Linked DNA regions of Homo sapiens: all the other regions are linked to region 1. Evidence: read pairs that join two places in POLR2A ChIA-PET (ENCODE). Cell type or tissue: CD4-positive, alpha-beta T cell. All regions are shown on one strand. Each heading gives the region's core, and the rest is flanking DNA. Links, peaks and the distances in the headings are about the cores only. Region 1 holds the start of LOC107984781 (a long non-coding RNA gene). Region 2 has its middle 31 kb from the start of LINC02205. Region 3 overlaps UACA (uveal autoantigen with coiled-coil domains and ankyrin repeats).

What was found. Peaks named below come from ENCODE experiments on the same cell type or tissue, not always from the same donor. Only the 100,000 strongest peaks of a DNase experiment are listed, where the experiment ranks them.
Region 2: POLR2A ChIA-PET joins it to region 1 with 6 read pairs; 6 of 35 experiments call an interaction of 5 or more read pairs at or near these places.
Region 3: POLR2A ChIA-PET joins it to region 1 with 5 read pairs; 1 of 35 experiments calls an interaction of 5 or more read pairs at or near these places.

The regions. Positions count from the first base shown.
Region 1 is chr15:70,532,580-70,539,866 of GRCh38, reverse strand. It overlaps LOC107984781 (a long non-coding RNA gene), which reads left to right and starts at 4,120. Exons shown (of 2, transcript XR_007064698.1): 1 at 4,120-4,430. RefSeq lists an enhancer at 4,033-4,202. In CD4-positive, alpha-beta T cell, for the core only: no CTCF peak of the experiment used is centred there; DNase peaks (open chromatin) are centred at 4,076 and 4,476; H3K4me3 peaks cover 2,036 bases; H3K27ac peaks cover 1,866 bases.
Region 2 is chr15:70,471,095-70,478,381 of GRCh38, reverse strand. No RefSeq gene overlaps it. Among named protein-coding and RNA genes, the nearest start is that of LINC02205, 31 kb to the left of the region's middle. In CD4-positive, alpha-beta T cell, for the core only: no CTCF peak of the experiment used is centred there; a DNase peak (open chromatin) is centred at 3,101; H3K4me3 peaks cover 919 bases; H3K27me3 peaks cover 281 bases.
Region 3 is chr15:70,668,995-70,676,281 of GRCh38, reverse strand. UACA (uveal autoantigen with coiled-coil domains and ankyrin repeats) reads left to right here. Exons shown (of 19, transcript NM_018003.4): 14 at 4,281-4,317; 15 at 5,191-5,243; 16 at 6,820-7,287. Among named protein-coding and RNA genes, the nearest start is that of SALRNA2, 37 kb to the right of the region's middle. In CD4-positive, alpha-beta T cell, for the core only: CTCF peaks have their summits at 5,219 and 5,436 (motif pointing left); a DNase peak (open chromatin) is centred at 3,931; H3K27me3 peaks cover 328 bases.

The DNA.
Region 1 (7,287 bases), core at 1,632-5,631:
GATGCCTCTTGGAATATCTTAGTGGGAAAATGTATGATGAATGTCCCCAGGCCTGGAAGAACTGTGGAGCCTCAGAGCCACAGGTGAGAGGCAGCCTGATTCTGAGACAGGCCATAGACTTCGGAAACATCCTGCCCAGGGGTCAGTCCCAGCTCCAACTCTCACTTGCTCTGTGACCTTGGGCATGTCACTTAACGTCTCTCAGTTCTTGTTTCCTCCTCTGTAAAAACCTGATAGGTTGTGACGATGAAATTAACACGTGACAAAATGCCCTGTGAATTGCAGGTCCTGAAATGCTGGTTTTGTATCTGTTGCAGGTTAGGTTCTCAGGGAAGTAAATCTGAGACAGAGTTTAACACTCTGGTAGAGTTAATTAGGGAGCGCCCTTGGGATCAACAGCAGTGAGAAGGAGGGAAGGAGTCTGCTGCAGTGGGCAGAAGGGGAGGTTATCTGTGAGGCAGGCCCAATCACAGCCTTGCTTGATTCCCAGGGAGCTCTGGAGCCAAAATGGTCTCTTGCACCCTGTGCTGGACCTCCCCATGACAACACCTGGGTTCAGTGATTAGCTAAGAGGACTCACAGGACTCAGCATATAGTGGCACTCATGGCCGTGACTTGTTACAGTCAGAGGATACAAAATGAAGTCAGCAAAGGGAAAAGTCACAAGAGAAGTCCAGAGGAAACCAGGCACTAACTCCCGGGAGTGCTCTCCGAGCGGAGTCACGCAGGAAAGCATCATTCCTCCAGCAACAAGCTGTGCCTGCACGTGTCGAATGTTGCCAGTTCACTAGAGACTCAGGGCTTAGGGCTTTTGTCAGGACAGCGAAGGGCCAGGAACACAGGCACCCTCTGCCTGCCATGTACCTAAATTCCAGGCTCCCAGAAGGAAAGCAGGTGCTCAGCACACGTGGTATTGTCTGGACAGTATAGGCACAGTGAGACATTCTTATCAGGGAATGGTGGGAAACCTCCCCAAATCCAGGTTCCCAGATGCCAGCCAAGGGCCAACCTGGCCAGCAGGACTTTCTAAGGAGAGCAGTCTCATGTGGCTTTGCTAACACGTTTCTGCACAGTCCTCCACCTTGATCATTGGTCACTGGATGTGGTCCTCCTTGGGGAGAGGTGTGACCTTGTGTGTGGCTGCCCAGTACAGCTGAGGCCATCCCTGCAGGGGCTGACCACAAAGCTGCCTGCTCCCAGCTCTGCCAGCAAGATCTTCCTCTAAGGGGGACTCTGCATTTAAGTCTGCACCCCAGGCAGAGATGAATATGGCTGTAGAATGACAAGGATCCCTGCTGTTGGAAATCTGGCCACTCTAGGCCATATCACCTCCTGTGGACCCTGGAAAACTAAGCCACAAGGAAGCCACCTGAGAGGGGAGGGAATCTCTGACATTGTTCATCCATGAATCATTTACAGAATGTGCATAGGGCAGAGAGCTTGATGTTCAGAGTGGACAGTAAGATAGTGCTAGGGAGACAGCTTGTTGGTAAACACAGATAATTGTACTGGAGGATAATAGACTGAGAGGGAAGACATATTTGCTGAATTGAATTGATCCCATTGACCACCTTCCCCACTCTTAGTGCTGTGGGTTTAGAACCACAAATGGGACTTGATTTCTGCCCTTTGGTGCTCACTGGGCAGGCAGGGAGGGTGAGCTGTAATCAGAAAGATGTGATGATTGGAAAAAGTCAACCAGGGAGCAGGAGGTGGGGAGGGCCTGGGAGACCCCATGTCTAGTGGGAATGGACTGAGAGTTAACCAAGTGGACAAGGAGAGAAAGGGGATTTCAGAAATGGCCAACACAACAGACCTTCGGTAACTTGAAGCCCACGGAAACTGTGATCCCCAGTGTCGCTCTTTTAAGTAGTTTCTTCTAGATCAGGAAAATTTCCTGGAGTCATAGAATCTCAAATTAGAGAGAAACTTAAAAGACCCCTTAGCTGAGTGTGCAAGTCATTGGAAAGTATCTACTTGCACCACTCTGATGACAGGGAGCTCACTACCTACTGAGACCATGCATTTGTGTGGGTCACTCAACATGTTAGCAAAGTCTTCTGCAGAGCTGGAATCGATTTTCTCATTTCTCCCACTCATCGATCCTGATTTTATTCTTTGGATTAACCAAGAACAAGGGTAACTTTTTATGGAATCAAGAGGGTCTGTAGGTTTCCTATTGTTCTCTAAGCAGCTAGTCCTTCTGTCCAGTCTCATGAAGCAAGGCAGAGGCTGAGCTGTTCTGCAGGGAGATTCTATGATATAATGAAGAGATGCAGATTGAGACTCTGGAGCTAGATCGCCCGCACTGGAGTCTCACCTATGCCCCTTACTGTATGACCTTGGCAGGTAACCTCTCTGTGCCTCAGTTTCTTCATTGGCACAATGAGGGTAAGCATGGTAACCTACGTGATTGGGTGATGGTGAGGATTAATTGACTTAATACTTGGGAAGTGCTCAGAACAGTGCCAGCATATAGCTGGTACTCAGCAATGTAAGAGCTTCGGTTACTATTAAGAAACAACTTTAATTGCCTCCAGGACAAGTGCCACAGACCTACTACCTAAAATGAGATGGAAATGGCCTACGTGGATGGATGAGGATGGGGCTTTTACTTGTGAATCAAAGCCGCCAACCTCATTCATACGTATTGTCTCCACTATTATCCCTGCTTTTGTAACCTGTATGTCAGCCACTTGGCTGTCCCCACGCTCTCCTGTCATGGAGTCACCCTTTCCTATTTAATAAAAGTGCTGCACGTCCCCATTTCATGAATAACGGGAAACTTACAGCCTGATCCCCTCTACCACTGAGGCCCTAAAGCAACCACAGCTTTACGCTGTCACATGTTCTGCTGATGACAGGTGGATCATGGAGTGTATATTTGTGTTATGGCATGGCAGAGGGAACTTCAAATTAAATGTCACTCATTGGTCCCTAAAGATCCTGGCCACACCTTCCTTGGGAAAATTTCCCCCAGGCGTCTGGATCTCCCAGCTCCTCACTCTCCCTGGACCTCACATTTCTCCCTTTCTTTGTTTTCTCGGCCCTTCTACCTCTCTCCCGTGGGCTGCCCTCCTGAAGCTCAGGTTTCCTTCGCTGTCTTTAGCAGAGCAGCTTTTAGCTCTCCACATCTACTACTTGGGCTGGGACCCATTTTTGTACATCAAAATCACAGGCTGGACCCAGCAGAGGCCTGACCTGCCAATCTTCCCTTTACAATGATCAGTTTCTCCAGTGCGGCCACCCTCCCCCACCAGACTCCGCCAGTGAAAGGCATCTGGGCCACGATGTAGTCTTTCTCTGATATAAATTATTCCACATCCCTGCCCCCTTTAAAGGCAGATGGAGTTACTGTCTTTTACTTTTTAAAGCAATTTAAAATCTTGCCTGCTAAGCCTGGAAGGTCTTCTTTTCTTCTCCCTGGCTCCTCAAATTCTGCCTGTCTCCCTCTAGGAATGAGCTCAGAATCTTCCTCCTCTAGGCAGCTTCCCTGATCGAGTGGCTTTGAATCTTGTGGCAAGGCCCCCATTTGGCCATGACCTACCTGCCACCTGAAGTTAATATCATTCCCAAGCTTTGTTGCCCCAATTATTGTAGAATGCCCTTTCCCAGAAGTCTCAGGAGACTTAAAGTTCGCTGGAGGGTGGCCTGGGTGCAGGAGGAGCAAGGCATCAGAGAGGCCTGCATTTATTCCTGCCTTCCCCGTCCGCTGGCTGTGTGGCCCTCCCTCAGTTACTTAACTTCTCTGAACTCAGTGTTCCCATCTGGAAAAGGGGGAAAGAATGCCTGCATCACACCATTGCTGTGAGAATTAAAAGAGGTCAAGTGTGTCAAATGCCCCGCAGAGTCTGGTACATGGGAGGGGCTTGATCAATGTTGAATTCTTTCCTTCCTCTAGAAGAACCCACAGGATAAAGGGGCAGGGAGAACAGGAAACTGGCTTCAGATGGTGCCCTAGGGGGACTAAAAACTGAAGGGAAGATGTGCTTACTGAAAAAATGGGGTGGTTGGGTAAATGGGTGAGAATAAGACACACTGGATCCGGAAGGCCACGTGACAAAGCCTGTGGGGCCCCTGCAGGGAGCTGAATGCGGCAGAAAAGACCGCAGCTGGCTTCCTTTCTTCTTTGTGGCCCAAATTGAAGAGGACACTGGATTCCTCTGATGGAGTTCTGCTCCCTAGAGCTGATGCTGCAGATGCTGCTCTCAGGGTCCTTGGGCTTGCCCCCAGCCAATGGGAAAGAGAGGTCAAGACTGTGCTCAGCTTGGTGGACCTGAGACATCGAGGATCCTTCTGAAAGGATGGCCTGAGGCTTGGAGCGTCAGAGGAAGTCTGGGGCCAACTCTGCCTCTCTGAGCTTCAGTTTTCTCTTCTCTGCAACAAGAGCATTGGGCTGTATAATCCCTAGAAGGAGACCCTTCTGCTCAGTAAGCTCAGTTTAGCTCTGTGTGTGTGCGTGTGTCTGTGTGCATGTGTGTGTCTGTGTGTGTGTGTGTGCATGTGTGTGTCCTTTGAGGTCCCTGAGCACTCAAATGTAGCTAATTCAGACTCCATTGATTCTGAACGTATAATTTTTTTGACTTGGACTAGGCTGGAAGCTACTTTTGCATAATTCACACACAAAAAAACTTGATACGCTCATGAATAGTGTTGCTGTGATGATGGAAGAATCATTTCCATGACACCGGGCTGCCTCTCATCAAATGCCTTTCAGATTCAAGCAACAAAGATGGAGCTCCCTCTTCCTGCCAGGCACCCCCCCGGCCCTACAACCCCTAGACTCTCTTGAGCCTTCCCATTTGTGTCCTAGGAGACTTTCCTGAGCTCCACCGTCCAACTCACTAATTGGATCTTCACTGTGCTCATTCCTTTATGCAGTCTGTCCATTATGATTTTAATTCTTATAAGCATATTTTAAAGTTTGAGAATCGTGGCTTTGCATTGCAACTTGTGATTCTTTATTTGTGTATCATCATCGTGAATCTTCCTGAGAATATTCATTACTATTTTTACTTCGTTGTCTGTTTCCTCTGCTGATGCTCTTCCCTTGGGTGTTCATCCTTTGCGTGAGCTCAGGGATTACGTTGCTGGTTTTTCTAATGCTTGGTGATTCTTCATCGTCTATTCACGTTTTTCAATTTGTACTCGAGAATCCCTGTTTGTTTCTCCTGCAACTCCTCACGTCTTGGGCTGTGATTTTTCTCTGTTTTTGTTCCTCTGTCAGCTCAGTTCCTACTGCTTTCTATCTTCCAGGAATTCCTCAATATTTCTGGTCTGCTTAGCTCCACTTCCTCTCCCTCCCTGCTCCTTGTTCCCTCCGCACCTCCCCTGTCCCTGCTTCCTTCCTCTTTGCAGTGCTGGCAATAGACAGATTCTTTTCTTTCCTTCCTTCCTTCCTCCCTTCCTTCCTTCCTTCCTTCCTTCCTTCCTTTCTTTCTCTCTTTCTTTCTCCTCCTCCTCCTCCTTCTTCTCCTCCTCCTCCTCTTTCCTCTTCTTCCCCTTCCCCCTCCCCTTCACCTTCCTCTTCTTCTTCTCCTCCTCCTCTTCCTTCCCCTCCTCTTCTTCCTTCTGTTGTTTTTCCTCCTCATCCTTCAAAATGCATGATTTCAGTAACTGCAGGAGACTTTGGCTGGAGGAGGAAGACATGGCCATGCTCATTGTGAATATCTCTGGCTAAGCTCCTTTGTGTCTCTTCACATTCCTTAGAATAATCCACAAGATGGTTATCATTTCCTGCTTTTTATGGTTAAAGAAACAGAGGGTTTGGATGACTTCCTTGGAAGGTGATGAGAGTAGGCAACAGCTTGGAATCAGCTCCTCAGGATCCCAGTTGAGTCATTTTTTTTTTTTTCCTTCTTCCACCTTTCTGAAATCCCAGACATCTTTTAACCTGCTCCCAGTGGTAGGAGAGCCTGGTTAGAATCAGTGGTCAGCGTGCATTTGGGTGCAAAAGAGCAACAGGACGCCATGTGTTCTCTGTAGAAGCTGCCCAGGAAGATCCTCCTGTGCTGTTTTGGTAGCAGAGAGAGGGCTCAGGTTTGCACCTGCTACAAACCTACTTTTACTTAGAACTAGGCCAAGGTTTAGATTATTCAACAACTCGTACAGACTTTATCCTCCAATAAACTTTAACTCCTGATGATTGGACTAAATTGTCTGGCTTATTAAACTATTTATTGATTTTTTTCCAGGCAGTAGTTCTTAATAAAGTAAATTCCTAATTAAGTAAAAAAAGTTGTATAGTCAAGATGTGGGGTACAATCTGGAAATCACTTTTCAGAAATGCTGGGGCACAGGAGCAGCCATTTCTACTCTGGAACCGAGACTTTCAAACAAATGAGGGGAGTTAGAATATGTCCAGGGGGCCAGGAGGCAGTGACTGGGACCCCTGAAGGCTGGGACCTGAGAAGTAGGAGAGAATCAACTCCCTGACACCCTGGGTTGTGCCCAGTTTAGGTTTCTCACCAGTCAGTGAGTACATTTTTCAAAGGGCACTTTGAGCCTTGTGTGAGGCCCTTGTCCTAAGTTCCTAGGAAAGTGGCCTGGGGAGTAGTACACGGGCCCTTGAAATAAGCCGTAGTCACCGGGAAGCAGCTGGTCCAAGGGTGGTGGAAAGAGGCACAGCTGCCTGGGAGGACGATAGCAGAGGGGCTGGGGAGAGTGTAAGCTGGAGAAACAGATTTCTGTCATATTGTGGTGGCAACAGGGCCCTGGCCTTCAGGAAGGGTGGGACCTGGGACCTAGAGCCCAGGAAGGGAGCTGGGTGGGGTACAAATCCAGAAACCTGTGGTTCGTACCCAAGTCACTGCTGGTGCTGTGGCTGGTAGGGTCTGGGAATCTGGCATCACGAGAGACAGAAGTGTGAAGAAGCAGAAGCCTACTCCATTTGTCCCCTTGGCGTCTCCCCACCATCTGCTCTATGGCTCCTGAGCAGAGGGCTGGATGCCACCTCCATGGCTGCCTGTGGGAAACTGATCATGGTCCCTCCTCTCCTGGACTCGCCAGCTACCAGGGCCACTTGCCTGGGATAAGAGGATTGTTGTGTCGGGCCTGGATATGAGGCCCCAGTGTCCTGCCCTACAGAGACTGGCTTTTCTGTGGACCCACACACAAAGTCTTCATGGGCTAGGCTGAATCAGGTGCCAGGTGCAGGCAGAGGCATGTAGGCAACAGGTGTGCTCTGAGGTGGGTTACAAAGTTCAAAGAAAATCATCACTATTCATAGCCATTCAAAAAAGGAATGATGCCAGGGCAAGGTGCTGTAGGGCAGATGTACACATGTGT
Region 2 (7,287 bases), core at 1,079-5,078, 61 kb after region 1:
CTTGTAAATCATCTTGTCCTAGCCATCGGGAGGCGGAGAGGGCAGGGCAGGCGCCCGGAGGGAGGGAGAGAGGCCTGCCTTGAGCAGGTGGCTGGCAGGGGCTGGGGCGCTGGGGTGGGAGGGATGCTGAGGGAGACTTAAGGGGCAGTGAGTGGGAAGGGCCGGGTACTCCTGTCTGGAGCCACAGGAAAGAGTGGGAAAAGCCTGAGGCAGGGCCAGAGTAATCAAATCCCAGTCGCTGCACCTCATCAAGCTGATGCCCTCAGTGGTATTTTGGCCGGGGAGCCTGAACAGGGTTCAGCAGCCCTCCTGGGACTGGTCGATGTTCTTTGGGGTCTCAGGGGCTCGCCCTCCAGTCTCCAGGCCCTGCCCTGCCATGTGGGCTCTTGGGAGTGGGGTGCTGGGCGGGGAGGCTCGTTTCCATGTCCCAGTTTTCTGCAGGGCTCATGTGCTCTGAGGGGCACAGCCCTACTCTGGGCACCAGATGGCTGATAGGGACAGAGCCTTGTGTCCTTCTTCTCTTCTCCCTCCTCCTCCTCCATCTCCTCCTCCTCCATCTCCTCCTCCTCCATCTCTTCCTCCTCCTCCATGATCCGGGAAGCAATAGAACAGGCTCAGCTTCACGTGCTCATTTCCACTTAGCAGGAAGAGAGTTCCTTAGCCCCTCTGAGCCTCCTGCAAAATGGGGATTAGAAATTGCAGCAAGATTGGGATGCTCTGAGGATGGTGTTAGGTCAAAAGCTCCAGGGACCCTGGATGCTGCCCTTCCCCAGGAGTTCCCTGACGGCTCCTCATAGCAATGGTACAGAACAGCCAAAGTGACACGTTAGAGAGGTAGAAGCTTGGCACCCAGCAGTGAACAGCTCTAGGAGCCCCTTCCCCCTAACCCACATGGGGACAAAATCTCAGTCTGGCTCTGGCCTCTAAGGGAGTGGGAGCAGCAAAGGGAGGACAAGACAGAGGGCAGGAGAAGGCATTTGCCCCAAGCCTACTGCCCTGGCTAGCCTGCGGCCTCCTAGTCCTGAAAAGAGGGTCTTGGGTCCAGCTGCTATGGGGAGGGAATGGGGAGGGGGGAAGAGAGGATAGGAGAGGGAGGAGAAAAAGAGAAGGGAGGGAATGGGAAGGGAGGGGAGAGCATGCCAATCAGGCATTGACTGATCCAAAGATAGTCTTGCCAGGGAGGAAAAAGAAAAGAGACCCATTTATAGTCCTGTGACCTCTGTTCTCCTTGAAACCTGCACCCTACAAAATGTGAAATTTGTCCCTTGTGACTGACTCATCCTGGGCAAGAGTAAAGGGTGAGGTGGAGTGGGGTTGGGGTGGGAGTTGGGGGAAGGATCCCTGAGCTCTCGCTGGACCCTGGATCTCCACTTCACACTAAGTCACCAGATGGGTAAGACAGTAAAAACACTGCTTGGAGAAGAAACTGCAGGTGCAAAGGCAGGAAGATGTGAAAGGAGTCACTTTTCAACTCTGAAGAAATCTGGCTAAGCCATTTCAAAAGCCAACTTGAAGGGTCCACAAGGGACTGCCTAGAAGAATGGCTTCCAACAGTGTGAAGCCAGGAGGGAGGAGAGAAAGGGGACATGGCTTCTGCAGCCGCCACAACCCTGGCCTCAGTGGGAGCTGGGTGCATGCACTGGAGCCCTTCCCGGCACAGCAGAGGTGCTGATGAGGGGCTGGGGCACAGGACTGAGAGGTGCAAGGAATAGGGGTCCTTCACTGGCTGTGAGGCCACAGCCTAGTCACTCTGCTCTTTGGGCGTTGTTTCTGCATTTGTAAGATTATTCCCCAATTATGAGATGACCTTGGTTAGCGGGTGGACCCTTGGGAGCACCTTTGAGGGGAGATGAGGTGGATGGGGAGAGAAGGCCTGGCTGTGCTCAGCAGCGTGTGTCTTGAACTAGACCCTAGACCATGAGCCACTAGTATCACTAGTCTCTCAGTGACCTTCCCCACACCTACTCCTGTCACTCTAGTCTATTGTTCATAAAAGCAACCAAGGGGGTCCTTTGGGGGGTCCTTTTACAAATGCAGATCTGATCATGGCACTGCTTAGACCCCATCAATGGCTGCCCCTTGCTGTTGGGATAAACCCCTGCAGTCATTTCCTTGGCCTTCAGGGCCCAGGCCAGGTTCTCCACCCACATGGCTCCCTCACCCTGGGCACTCCAGGCTCCCTGACCTCCTGTCAGCTCCCCCACAACACCACACCCTTCTTCTCACCCAGGGGTCTTTGCACCAGTGGTTCCCACTTCCAGGAATGCTTTATCCACTGAATTCCTATCATCCCTCAAATTTCTTAGGCCTGTGAGGCCAGGCCAAGTTCCCTGCCCTGTGCTGTAACCACTCTGTCCTTTTCCTTGAGGGCAAGAACCACAATTGCAATGAAAGGATCAATTGTCTACTTCATCCTTGACTCTGTCTTCCCAGCTTAAATGTCAGCCTTGGAGGGGCAAGGACCATGTCAGTCTGAATCACCCCTGTAAGCTCAAGGAACTCACTGCACTGAAAACATTGGATATTTATGGAAAAGTGAGCCTTGGAATGACATGAATATTGGTAGGAGGAGTACTGGAATCAGACAGATCTGGGTTCCAACCCCAGTTTTGCCACTTACTAAGTGTGTGACCTATGAATCTTAGCCTCAGAAGCCTTCGTTTCCTCGTCTATAAATTGAGGCTAAAGCTGTTGCCCTTATTAAGCTCTCGATAGGCTAAAGCAAGCCACACCTGGGTGAGTGCCCTCGGCCATGTCATGTGTTCAATTAATATCAGCTCAATGAACATCATCTCCCTCCACAGAGGCCCTCTGAAAGCCGGGCACACACTAGACACCTCATTCAAGCCTGGTTGATGGGAATGTGAATTTGCCGAGAGATGGTGTTGCTGGGAGACCCCGTCACCCACCCATCTCCTCTGGCTGCCCATGGGAACAGAATAGCTTGAGGGGGGAGGTGTGCAGTTTCACTTTCATAGTTTTCAAACAAAAAGACAAAAAGAGGAAAAATGAAACCACCCGGAAAGCAGCAGGGGCCCATTTTGTCGGCAGCCTGACGTGTTTTGCTCAGCGGGCACCGATGGCCTCCCTTATTTATTTATTTTTTAAGTCCCTGACTCATGAGTCAGTCAGTTGGCTTGGTGGTAAAACGCAACCCACTATCAAGGAAATAGCTGATGAACTACATGGAGGCTGTGCCAACACACCACTCACGACTTCTGAAAATCTCTTGTTTTCTGGCCAGCATGAGCCAACTGGAGCTGTGGTTCCTCGAATTGCTCTCCAAGACCAAATGCCAAGCGCATTTGAGATCCTTCAACAATTGCCTCACAATCGCTGTGCACCGCCAATACATGTTTGCTGTAATTATACAGCGTCCAAAGGAGAGGCACAAAAGACTTGTTGATTTTGGACGGGCTCCGGCCCCGGCGAGGCAAGGGCTGACCTGGGCTCCTGGCAGAGCGTGGGCAGGCAGGCCGCCGGCCGCCCCGGTGAGGACGTGACCAGCTGGAGCGAGCGTTGAACCGGGGCCATTGCGGCCAGCACCAGCGCATTCGCCTCGCTCTCCTGCCAGCTGACTCAAGAGCCGGCTTTCTTTGGAGAATAACCCGAAGAGAACAAAACGAGGAACTGGAGCTCCTATAAAAAGAAGCTCGCTCCTTCCTCCAGCCAACAAGTCCCTGAATGATAATCATCTCTGAAGTTGGCCACCCCTCCCTCCCTCTCAAGTCACTAAACATGCTCATTCTCTCTCGCTCTCTCTTGTCTTTGCAAGGAAACATCTTGGCTTCAGAGAGGACTTTCCACTGTGGCTGGGGAGCGTGGCCCATCTGAGCCTCATTTCCTGCCTTCCCCAAACAGGCAGAGCCCAAGAGGTCACCCAGAGTGTGCTGGAGATGGGGAGAGAGCGCTCACTTGCAGTTAAGGATCCTGGTTGCCGCTCAGGTGCCACTGCTAGTGCTTCCCATGAGGTGGGCTTACCAGTTACCATCATGGGGGCTGAGTTTCTCCCTTTGTTGTTCAAGCCGGGAGGGGTGGGTTAGAGCTGTGGTTTCCATGCTCATGCCTTTCAAATTGTTTTAAGTTGGGGCAACACTTATTTGCAGGGAATCTCAATGCACCAAACAGAACTGCTTGGTGCAAGTGGGAGTTGGGTCCGGCAGCCCCATGCACGCAGCATGTCCAGCCCAAACCCCTCCCAGTGATCCCCCCGGGCCCCAAGGAGGAAGACTTGGGTGCCGTGGAACACAATTTGAAAACCATGGTCTCCTTTCACAAAAGCCCCTGCCAGCCTTTGGGTTGGGAGAGGAATCTGTGCCTGCTGGGGGAAATCACCGTGGTTGCCTTTAGCTGTCTCGAGTGCACCTGATCCTCCACCCGGGGATGAGGGGATAAATTCAGCAAGGAGAAGACGGCCGTCCATAGTAACAACAACAACAAAAATGATTTTGCTCCTGCTGAAGTTTCTTGAGCAACTGGCAGGCTGCCATGAACGTACTTAGGCGGAAAATCACCAGAAAAAAATGATATAATCTGACAGATTTTTCACAGGCTTAAATATTCATGAATTAAAGGAATTGGCAGAATTTTCTACATTATTAGCTTTCATCATGGCTGCAGGAGCAGTTGGTATACTGGCTGCTCTTCAAGATCCATTAATCTCGTCCATCATAAGAGCAGCCATTTTAAAATTAGCTATTTTTACTGAGTGATGGTGTACAGGGGAGATGGGGAAATTGAAATGCGATTCCAGCGTAAAGGTCCTCCCCCTTCTCACTTTAAAAGCAGCAGGGAAAGCCAAGCAGCCTCTCAATGGGGAGGGGTCAGCGTAACTCCAGAAGAGAGGTCTGTGAAATGTAGGCATGTGGTGCGTTGTAGGGCCCTTCTAGTCCTTTGGATAGGGAGCACGCGTTTGCCTGCCGAGCCCTGAACTCCGGACTGGGGACCAGGAAGGGATTAGCATGGCTTTTGGTGAGGCAGAGACCAAGAGCCCCAAATAGGGGCTTCTGGGTGAGGAAGACATTTAGACCAAATAGCACAGTCTTTCTAACAGATGGCACTTGGGGTGCGGGACTGCAGAATAGCCGAATAATAATACTCATTATGAATGTCGGGGAGTGCGTACTCTGTGCTGGAAACCATGCTATGCCTGCATCTTCTGGTTCTAGCATCAGGGAACTCGGAAGGTAGACATATACATGTGTGTGTCTCGCACACAGGTTAAGTCAGTTGGCCATGGTCTCATGGCCAGTGAATGGCAGGGCCAGGATTCAGATCCAGGTCTTTCTGTCTGCAAAGGGAGTGAGAAGATGCTGTATTGATTGCTGGCCTGTGGCACTGTGAAGGTACATTCTCCCAAACACAGCCAAAACTTGGTAGGAGAAAGCTGCTTCTTTTCAACCATGGAGCAAAGTTATAGTCAGATCATTCCTGTGGAAACTTGAGGCCCAGGTTGATTTCATCCTCCCTTGCTTTCTTCCTTTTATCCATCCATCCATCTAACCCCCTTCCTTCCTTCTTTTCTTCCATCCACCTTTCCCCTCCCTCCCTCCCTTCCTCCTTCCCTCTACATTGAAGATGTAGGCTTTATTATCATTCAGGTATGGCACGGCCAATAAATCAGGAGCTGATGCCATGGAAAACTTGTTACTCACAGTTCCAGGAGAAGGGAGCATGCCACACCATGCGGGGCCACGTGGGGAAACACCAGGGGCAGTCAGGAGGCAGGGGGCGAGGGGAAAACATGGGCAGGAACTTTTGTGGTGGTTTCTATGGGAATGGATGGGCAGGGCAGGGCAAGCAGGTTTAGGATCGGCTAGTTTGAATAATGTAAGGTTCTGGGACACAGTCCCTAGTTGTTTGGTACCTGGCCCTGGGGTGACTGGGGAAGGGGCATAGGGGCCCTGAGTGTGACAGCCCAGTAGAGGAGGTGGGGGGCGGGGGTAGTCTCAGGACTGTTTGCATATTGCTATGGTTAGAACATTTGCATCCTCTCCAAAATTATGTTGAAACTTAATCTCCAATGCAATCATATTAGGAGGTGGGGCCTTTAGGGGGGCTCCGCCCCACGGATGGGATTAGTGCCCTACAAAAGGGCCGGAGGGAACTAGCTAGGTTCTTTTGTCCTTTTTCTCTTCTGCCCTTCTGCTGTGTGAGGACACAGTATCATCCCCTCTGGAGCACGGTGTTTAAGGCACCATCTTAGAAGCAGAGACTAGTCCTCACCTGCCAGACATGGAACCCACCAGCATCTTCATCTTGGACTTCCAGCTTCCAGAACTGTGAGGAATAAATTTCTGTTCTTTATCTATTACCCAGTCTGTGGTATTTTGTTATAGCAGCATGACTGCACTCAGACACATAAGCAAGGCACACTCGTAGGCAAGTCCTTCACGATCTGTAGGACTGGCTGGACTATCTATAGAGACTGCGGCAGTCTCTCCAGGGTCAGCAAGGCCCCAGATGTCAAAGCACAAGGGCTACAGAAAAAAGGCATGGTTAATATACTTCATCCTCCCACCCACCCATCCATTCACCCACTTACCCATCCACCCATCCATGTACTTATTGAGCTCCTGCACTGCTGGGTGCTGAGCTAGGCCCTGGGTACCTCTGTGGGCCTTGCCTTGATTCATTTTTCAGGATGGTGGTAAAATTTGCTTGCTCGGCAAAGCTCACTCCTTGTCTATCTGACTTCATCTAAGAAGCAGAGTTCTGGGAGCTTGACCAGGATTTCCCCAGGTCACTTTCTGCACTCAGGTCAGCCTTGCTGCTCATGAGCCAGGACTCAAGAAATCACAAAGACATTTCTTGTTGAGGTGATATCCAAAATATTTAACAACTTAGACACAGAGGAGCCAAGCTGAAAAGACGCAGGCCATAAGCAGACTGAACAGACAGATGGGATGCATTTGGGTGAATGTCACCTGCCTGGGTGACACCAGCCTGCACAGTGCTGCATGGAGACTGGAGGGAGGACAGTGCTCCCTGTTGGGGTGCTTGGAACCAGCTCTTCTTCTGGGTCCCAGACTTTTTCTGCATGGTTGAGGAGTGATGTCTGTCTGCAAACAGATTGAGTGGGGGAGCTGGTGTTTGGGTAGCATTTCTCACATTTATCATCAATAATAATGATGATTAGTCATCATAATAATTAATAATTATTTACACTTGTATGATGCTTGTTTATGGAGTATCTACTCCATTGCCAAGTGCCTTATAACAGCTTATAATTACAGCCGAAGTTTACTGAGCTCCGCTGGGGGCCAGTTACTGCTGTGCTTAGGACTG
Region 3 (7,287 bases), core at 2,002-6,001, 140 kb before region 1:
TGACTAGCATGTAATTGACATTTAGTGTCATTCTAGTTTCTCTTCATTGTCCATCCTTACCTTTTTAAAACATCATATTTCTACCTGTAAATTTGCAGTGAGTATAATGATAATAAAAAGCATTCATATAAATGAATGATGATATGTCCAGGATTATCTCAGAAAGGATTCATCACTGGGCATCACTGAAGGCAGCTGATTCAGCATGAATCTTTTGTCTTTGTTGGTGAATGCAGCCCCAAAGTACACTAAAAAAGTGCCTTAGTCCGTTCATGCTGCTGTAACAAAATAAAGAAAATTTATAAAGAACAAATTTATTTCTCCCATTTCTGGAGGCTGGAAAGTCCAAGATCAAGGCTCTGGCGTTCATGTCTGGTGAGGGCCTTTTGCTGCATCCTCACCTGGCAGAAGGCGAAAGGGCAAAAAGGAGCCTAAGTGAAGCCCTCGTGACTTAATCAGTTTCCAAAAGGCCCCACCTCTTAATACCACCACAGTGGGAATTTAAGTTTCAACACATTTTGGCAGACATTCAGACCATAGCAAAAATAATATTCTTCTTTGTAAATAAAAAACTATGTGTGCATTATGAAAAATAATATAAAACATGTATGAATCTCACAGACAGTGTTGCAAGAGATAAGTCAGACACAAAGAGTACATACTGCACGATTCTATTTTTATGAAGTTCAAAAGCAGATAAAACTAATCTATGATGTTAGAGATTAGAATAGAGACCGCCGTTTGGTGAGGGGTTACTGAGTAAGGTGTGTGAAGAAACTTTTGGTGTCCTGGAAGTGTTTTATATCTTAATCTGGGTTGTGTATAATTACAAAAGGTATGCATATGCAAAAATTCATTGTATTATACACACTTAATATGTGTACATATTTATGTGACTGAATTTTCAAGATTATTCAGAAACACCATTTTATAACCCAAAGAATGATCTAGCTGTAGTGGCTTCTATCTTCTTCACATTTGAAGACTCTTTTTTAGGCTAATTGTGAAACTGGTGATTGCTAATATTTTAATAGCACTGACCATGTACTTTGCATTCTTGTCGTACCTCAAAAAAGAAATCAACTCTATGTGATAAGTTTTATTGTTACCTGACTTCACAGGTAAGGAGGTTGAGGCACAGAGAGGTTTACCCATGAGGGGTTTCACAAATAATAAGTGACAGAGTCAGGACTTGAACCCAAGCATCTGTTGTGCTTTTAACTACAATGCTAGTTTTACACTTAGAATTACTTGAATGAGAAAATTTAGGAGTATATACAGGGCCTTTTAAGTATTAATCAAAGTATAATATAATTTCGGTACTATTTATGTATGTATTTCTTCTAGGAGCTAGACTTTCGCATGTCTTAAGTGTAAGGTATAGGCCAGGCGCAGTGTCTCACGCCTGTAATCCCCGCACTTTTGGGAGGCCAAGGTGGGTGGATCACTTAAGGTCAGGAGTTTGAAACCAGCCTGGCCAACATGGCAAAACTCCGTCTTTACGAAAAATACAAAAATTAGCAGGGCGTGGTGGCACATGCCTGTAATACCAGCTACTCAGGAGGCTGAAGCAGGAGAATTGCTTGAATCTGGGAGGTGGAGGTTGCAATGAGTGAGATCACGCCACTGCACTCCAGCCTGGGTGACAGTGAGACTCTGTTTCAAGGGGAAGAAAAAAAAAGATGTTTTTCTGTAGCTTTAGACAAACAATTTGTCTAAAATGTCAAGTCTATAACTTACAATAGTCATAAAAGTAACTTATTTTTCTTATAAAAATACTTATTTACTTTAGAAAAATAAGAAAGTATATTTAAACTGAAAGCAGATGCAAAAGACACCTATAATCTTAACTCTGCTAGCACCTGACTGAAATCCTTTCAGACATTTGTACATAATTTGTGTGTTATATACTCATTCAACAGGTGGGATCATATAGTACATCCTGTTTTGTAACTGTTCCCATTCAGTATGATGGGGACATTTTCCTCAGTCACTACGTATTCATTGTGATGAAATTTTATGCTAGATATGATTTTTTACTTTCAAACAGAAAATTACAGGTCCCACTTTATATGTGACCCAGTATTTATAACAGCAACCATTAAAAACTACTAAGAATTTGCCTGGGTGTGGTGTCTCAGCCTGTAATCCCAACACTTTGGAAGGCCGAGGCAATTGGATCGCTTGAGCTCAGTTGTTCGAGACCAGCCTGGGCAACATGGTGAAATCCCGTCTCTACCAAAAACATAAAAATTAGCTGGGCGAGGTGGTGCATGCCTATAATCCCAGCTACTTGGGTGGCTGAGGAAGGTGAATCACTTGAACCCAGGAGGTGGAGGCTGCAATGAGCCGAGATCATGCCTCTGCACTCCAGCTTGAGTAACAGAGTGAGACCCTGTCTCAAAACCAACCAACCAACCAACCAACAAACTACTAAGAATTCATCATTTACAAACATTGAATATCTACTGCTGTATTATCTCACATGCTTAAAAAAGCTTAACTGTCAAAGGAATTACTGTTACGAGTTATGTATAATAACTTAACATGTAGCTATTTCCCTTGTATGTATAAAAATATGGGGAAAATGGATATTTTAGAATGAGACTGATTTTATGTTACAACTTTTATATTTGTTTTCATTTGAGTAATAGAGATAATAAGACCAAATTAAGTTTTTTGAACTCCTTATGTGCATAGCACCCCCTAATACATGTATGAGGCCATTTAGTAGTTATTGTAAACTTTAGTATTAAATATTCCATAGAACAAAGAGCTTAACTAAGCTTATAGGTATTTTTTCATACTGTGGGGGCACTAATGATTAATGGAGGTGGCATTAATTTAGTCATGGAATTGTGGACTGTTTTATCATGGTCAACTACTTCAGAGTTTGGTATGTAGCTTTTAGGACTGATACACCTAAATATACAAATATGAACTACATCTGCCTGTCCTTACTCTTCATTTCACTCTGGGGTTTTTTGTTTTGTTTTGTTTTGTTTTTGAGACAGGATCTCACTCTGTCACCCAGGCTGGAGTGCAGTGGTGCAATCACCACTCACTGTAGCCTTGACCTCCCCGGGCTCAGGTGATCCTCCCACCTCAGCCTCCTGAGTACCTTGGGTTACCCTGCCCAGCTAATGTTTTTGTGTGTGTTTGTTGTTATTTATTTATTTATTTTTGAGACGAAGTTTCACTCTTGTTGCCCAGGCTGGAGTGCAATGGCACGATCTCGGCTCACTGCAACCTCCGCCTCCCAGGTTCAAGCAGTTCTCCTGGCTCAGCCTCCCTACTAGCTGGGATTACAGGTGCCCGCCACCACACCCAGCTAATTTTTTGTATTTTTAGTAGAGACGGGGTTTCACTATGTTGGCCAAGCTGGTCTTGAACTCCTGACCTCAGGCAATCCACCTGCCTCAGCCTCCCGAAGTGCTGGGATTACAGGCATGAGCCACCGCACCCAGCTCGTTCTTGTATTTTTTTGTAAGGACGAGGTCTCACCACGTTGCCTAGGCTGGTCTTGAACTCCTGGGCTCAAGTGATCTGCCTGTCTCAGCCTTCCAAAGTGCTGGGATTACAGGTGTGAGCCACTGTGCCTGGCCTATTCTTACCCTTGAAGTGTAGTATTTTAATTTATATATTAGATTCTTTGTATTTGGCTTACTTGGGAAAAGGAACAACCCAGTATATTTTGATTCACTGTAGCTAGAGTTCTCTATTATTTCCTAACTAATGGATTGATGGATTTATTACTATGTGTAGGTCTCTGCCTCAGTTTCATTTCCTGCTCTCTCTCTCTTTTTACTTTCAAAGTACTTGGTATTTTATAAACTCTGGAAGAAGTGGTTATGTTGATATTTCATAGTCAATGAGGTAGGGTTTCTGCTTCCTACAGTGGTAAAGTAAAATGAGTTATTGACATGAATGTGGCCACTTCCTTCCTTTTGAGGTAAAGCAGTAGCAAACAGTAGTCTTTGAAAGTTGTTTCAGTTCATTTAGGGCTCACTTTTTTTTTTCTTTTGAGCAATAAAGTTTTTTCTTAAAACACTTGGCTGCTTTTATTAAAATGCTTAGTGAAGTACTTTATTCCCAGCTGATCTCTCTAAGTGTTGCTAGTGTTGTTTCTTTTTGTGGGTTTGAGTAGAATAATGCTCTGGAGAAACAAGAATGTCAAAAATGTAGTTTTAATGACTGCATGATTTAGAGCTAAAATAGATACAGAATTTAACAAAATGAGGCAGCATTCACCCTAAAATATTTTATGCTTCTGATTTCAGAGTGATCATTTAGGATCAGGAAGTCATTTCAGTAACCGTAAGTATAAAAGTATGGATTATCATTACAGTTCACCTAGTTCAAGTAAAGAAGAATGTTTATTCTTACTTGTTTAACTATACAGGAATAACTGTACAAGATATTCCTGCTGCTAAACTTCATCAGCACATGGAACTAGGAAGACGTTAAGATGACTATTGTAACTTCTAACATATTCTGATAATTACTGAAGCTCTGATTCTCCTTAGCTACCTGTATTTTAAAATTGTATATTGTATGAATTACCAAATTTGCCTTGTTGATTAGTAGACATAGACATTTGTCTTGTGATATTTAGGGTTCATTTTTTTATGGAAAGAACATAAACATAGTTTTCTAATTTGGAGAAATCGGTCTTAATGCAAGTAGGCATTTTAAAATTACATTTATGAATTATTTTTAGACCCTACATAATCTTTTTTATTCTGCAATGTTAAACAGTTTCTCTAGAAAATCTGTTTTTGTTTCCTAGTGACTATTAAACTATTCTCTCCTACAACAGTAATATTTATGCTATAAATTTAAATCATCATTTTTGTTTTGATTGATTATAAGATATATGTTTTATTATCATGTAGCCTAGTTTAAGAGTCCTCAATATTTCTGAAGTTTTAGTGATTCTGCTGAGAGAGAGCATAGAAAAAAATAAGAAAAAAAAAAACCAACCTAGTATCTGTTGTTCAGTAGATTGTAGGTACTTCTGTTTATAGAAATAATAAGGGGAAAATGGGTATTTTAGAATGAGGATACTTTTGTGTTGTACCTCTTGCTTCTCTTTTATTTGAATAATAAAGGAAATAACATCAAATTAATGTTTAGCCTACTTTAGTATGGATATTGAAGTTAAAATGTCATTCATTTGCATTTATTTAGGAAAAGAAGATATGCTTCTTAAACAAGGTCAGATGTATATGGCAGACTCACAGGTAATAACTGTTTTTTTTTTTAATTTTAAAAAACATTTAAAGAAAATTTTTGTGCCTTTATAAAGAGAGGAGAAAGCGGCATTGTACATTAAGTATATATACATAGAGTGAGGTTTTCATTATCAAAGACAAGTTGGTCCTGCTTTCTTGAGTTTAATAAAAACAGATATTGCTGTTTCTGGTGCCCTCTAGAGTGTTTTTGATGATAGTGGTTATAATAAGAGATTTGAATTATAGTTTCATTGCATTTGATGCTAAGTTTCTGTTCATTAACAGTGATTAGTTAACTCTTCATATTTGCCCATATAAAGGGGAAGACAGATATGAATAATCCAAAATATAATTTTTTGGTTTTTTTTTTTCCTCTTGATCCAGGGGAAAGGCAGTTCAGATTTAACTAACAGTAAATCTGTAGGGGTCTGCAGCAAGCTCTATCCTTGCCTCTTCAGAGGAAAGGATTCGGCTGAGGGGCAGAAGTAGGTTTAAGGCAGAGGGAGAGACCAAGGGAAGTTTTAGGGCAGGAGTGAGTTTATTAAAAAGTGTTAGAGCAGGAACGAAAGGAAGCAAAGTACACTTGGAAGAAGGCCAAGTGGGCGGCTTGAGAGATCCCAGTACCCTGTTCAGCCCTTGGCTTGGGATTTTTATGCACTGGCTTGGTTTTGGGGTTTGCATTTCTCCTCCCTTGATTCTTCTCTTGGGGGCAGGCTATCTGCATGCATAGTGGCCTGTCAGCACTTAGGAGGGGCCACATGTGTAGTGCCTTTACTAAGGTTGTGCACCTGCTCTCTAGGGGCTATTTTCCTTTACCAGTCAAATGCTCCCTGAAGAAGGTCATACATCCACCATTTTGCCTCTTAGTGCGCATGCTTGAGCCTGCTCACCCAGCTCCGGAGATCTTATCAGGAAGCCGCTGTCACCAGCTCCAGGTGTTTTCTGTCTATTGGGAGACTCTCTTTCCCTGGTGCTGGCTGTGACCAATCATTCTCTTGACAACTCTGATAACTAGCTGGGTTTCTTTTCGTGGTATTTTTATAATTCAGAGAATATTCTGTTGGATTAACAGTGAAGGTACGCAGAAGTCAAAAATCTTATTAGTTAAATCTATAATTCTATGAAATTATCTGCAAATTTAAAATCGCAGTACTTGTTTTTATTCAAGGATATGATGGTTTTCTTCAGAATTTAAAGTTCTAAGCACATTATGTACCATAAAACATAGAAATAATAAATATGTTTTGATAAAGTTGATGATATTCATGTGTGGGTAGGTGTTAATGAATGGGGGAAGAAAGACAAAATAGCACCCAGTAGCCATGGCCATTGTCCGTTGTTCTGCCAGAAATAGACTTACGTGAACAGAACTCTCAAAATGTTGTGAATGTATTAAGGAAATCATATCCAGAACTGTTTCCTTACCACAAAAATCAGCATTGTGATTTTTTTTCCATCTTACTGCCTAATCTGAAAACCCTTTGATTCCTGATGATGTGCTAACTTTCTCTAAGTTTGGCAAATAAGTATAGTAAATGTCTCATTTAGGCTTTTGTGATTGATGTCTTTTTTTTTTTCTTTTCAGTGTACTTCCCCAGGTATACCAGCCCATATGCAAAGCAGATCTATGTTAAGACCTCTGGAACTATCTTTACCCAGTCAAACGTCATACTCTGAAAATGAAATTTTAAAGAAAGAGTTAGAAGCAATGCGAACTTTCTGTGAGTCAGCAAAACAAGACCGACTGAAGCTCCAAAATGAACTGGCACACAAAGTGGCAGAATGCAAAGCTTTAGCATTAGAATGTGAAAGGGTCAAGGAGGATTCAGATGAACAGATAAAGCAATTAGAAGATGCATTAAAAGATGTGCAGAAGAGGATGTATGAGTCAGAAGGTAAAGTTAAACAAATGCAGACCCATTTTCTTGCCCTTAAAGAACACTTAACAAGTGAAGCAGCCTCAGGGAATCACAGACTAACCGAGGAACTGAAGGATCAGTTGAAAGACTTGAAAGTAAAATATGAAGGTGCTTCAGCAGAAGTGGGGAAATTA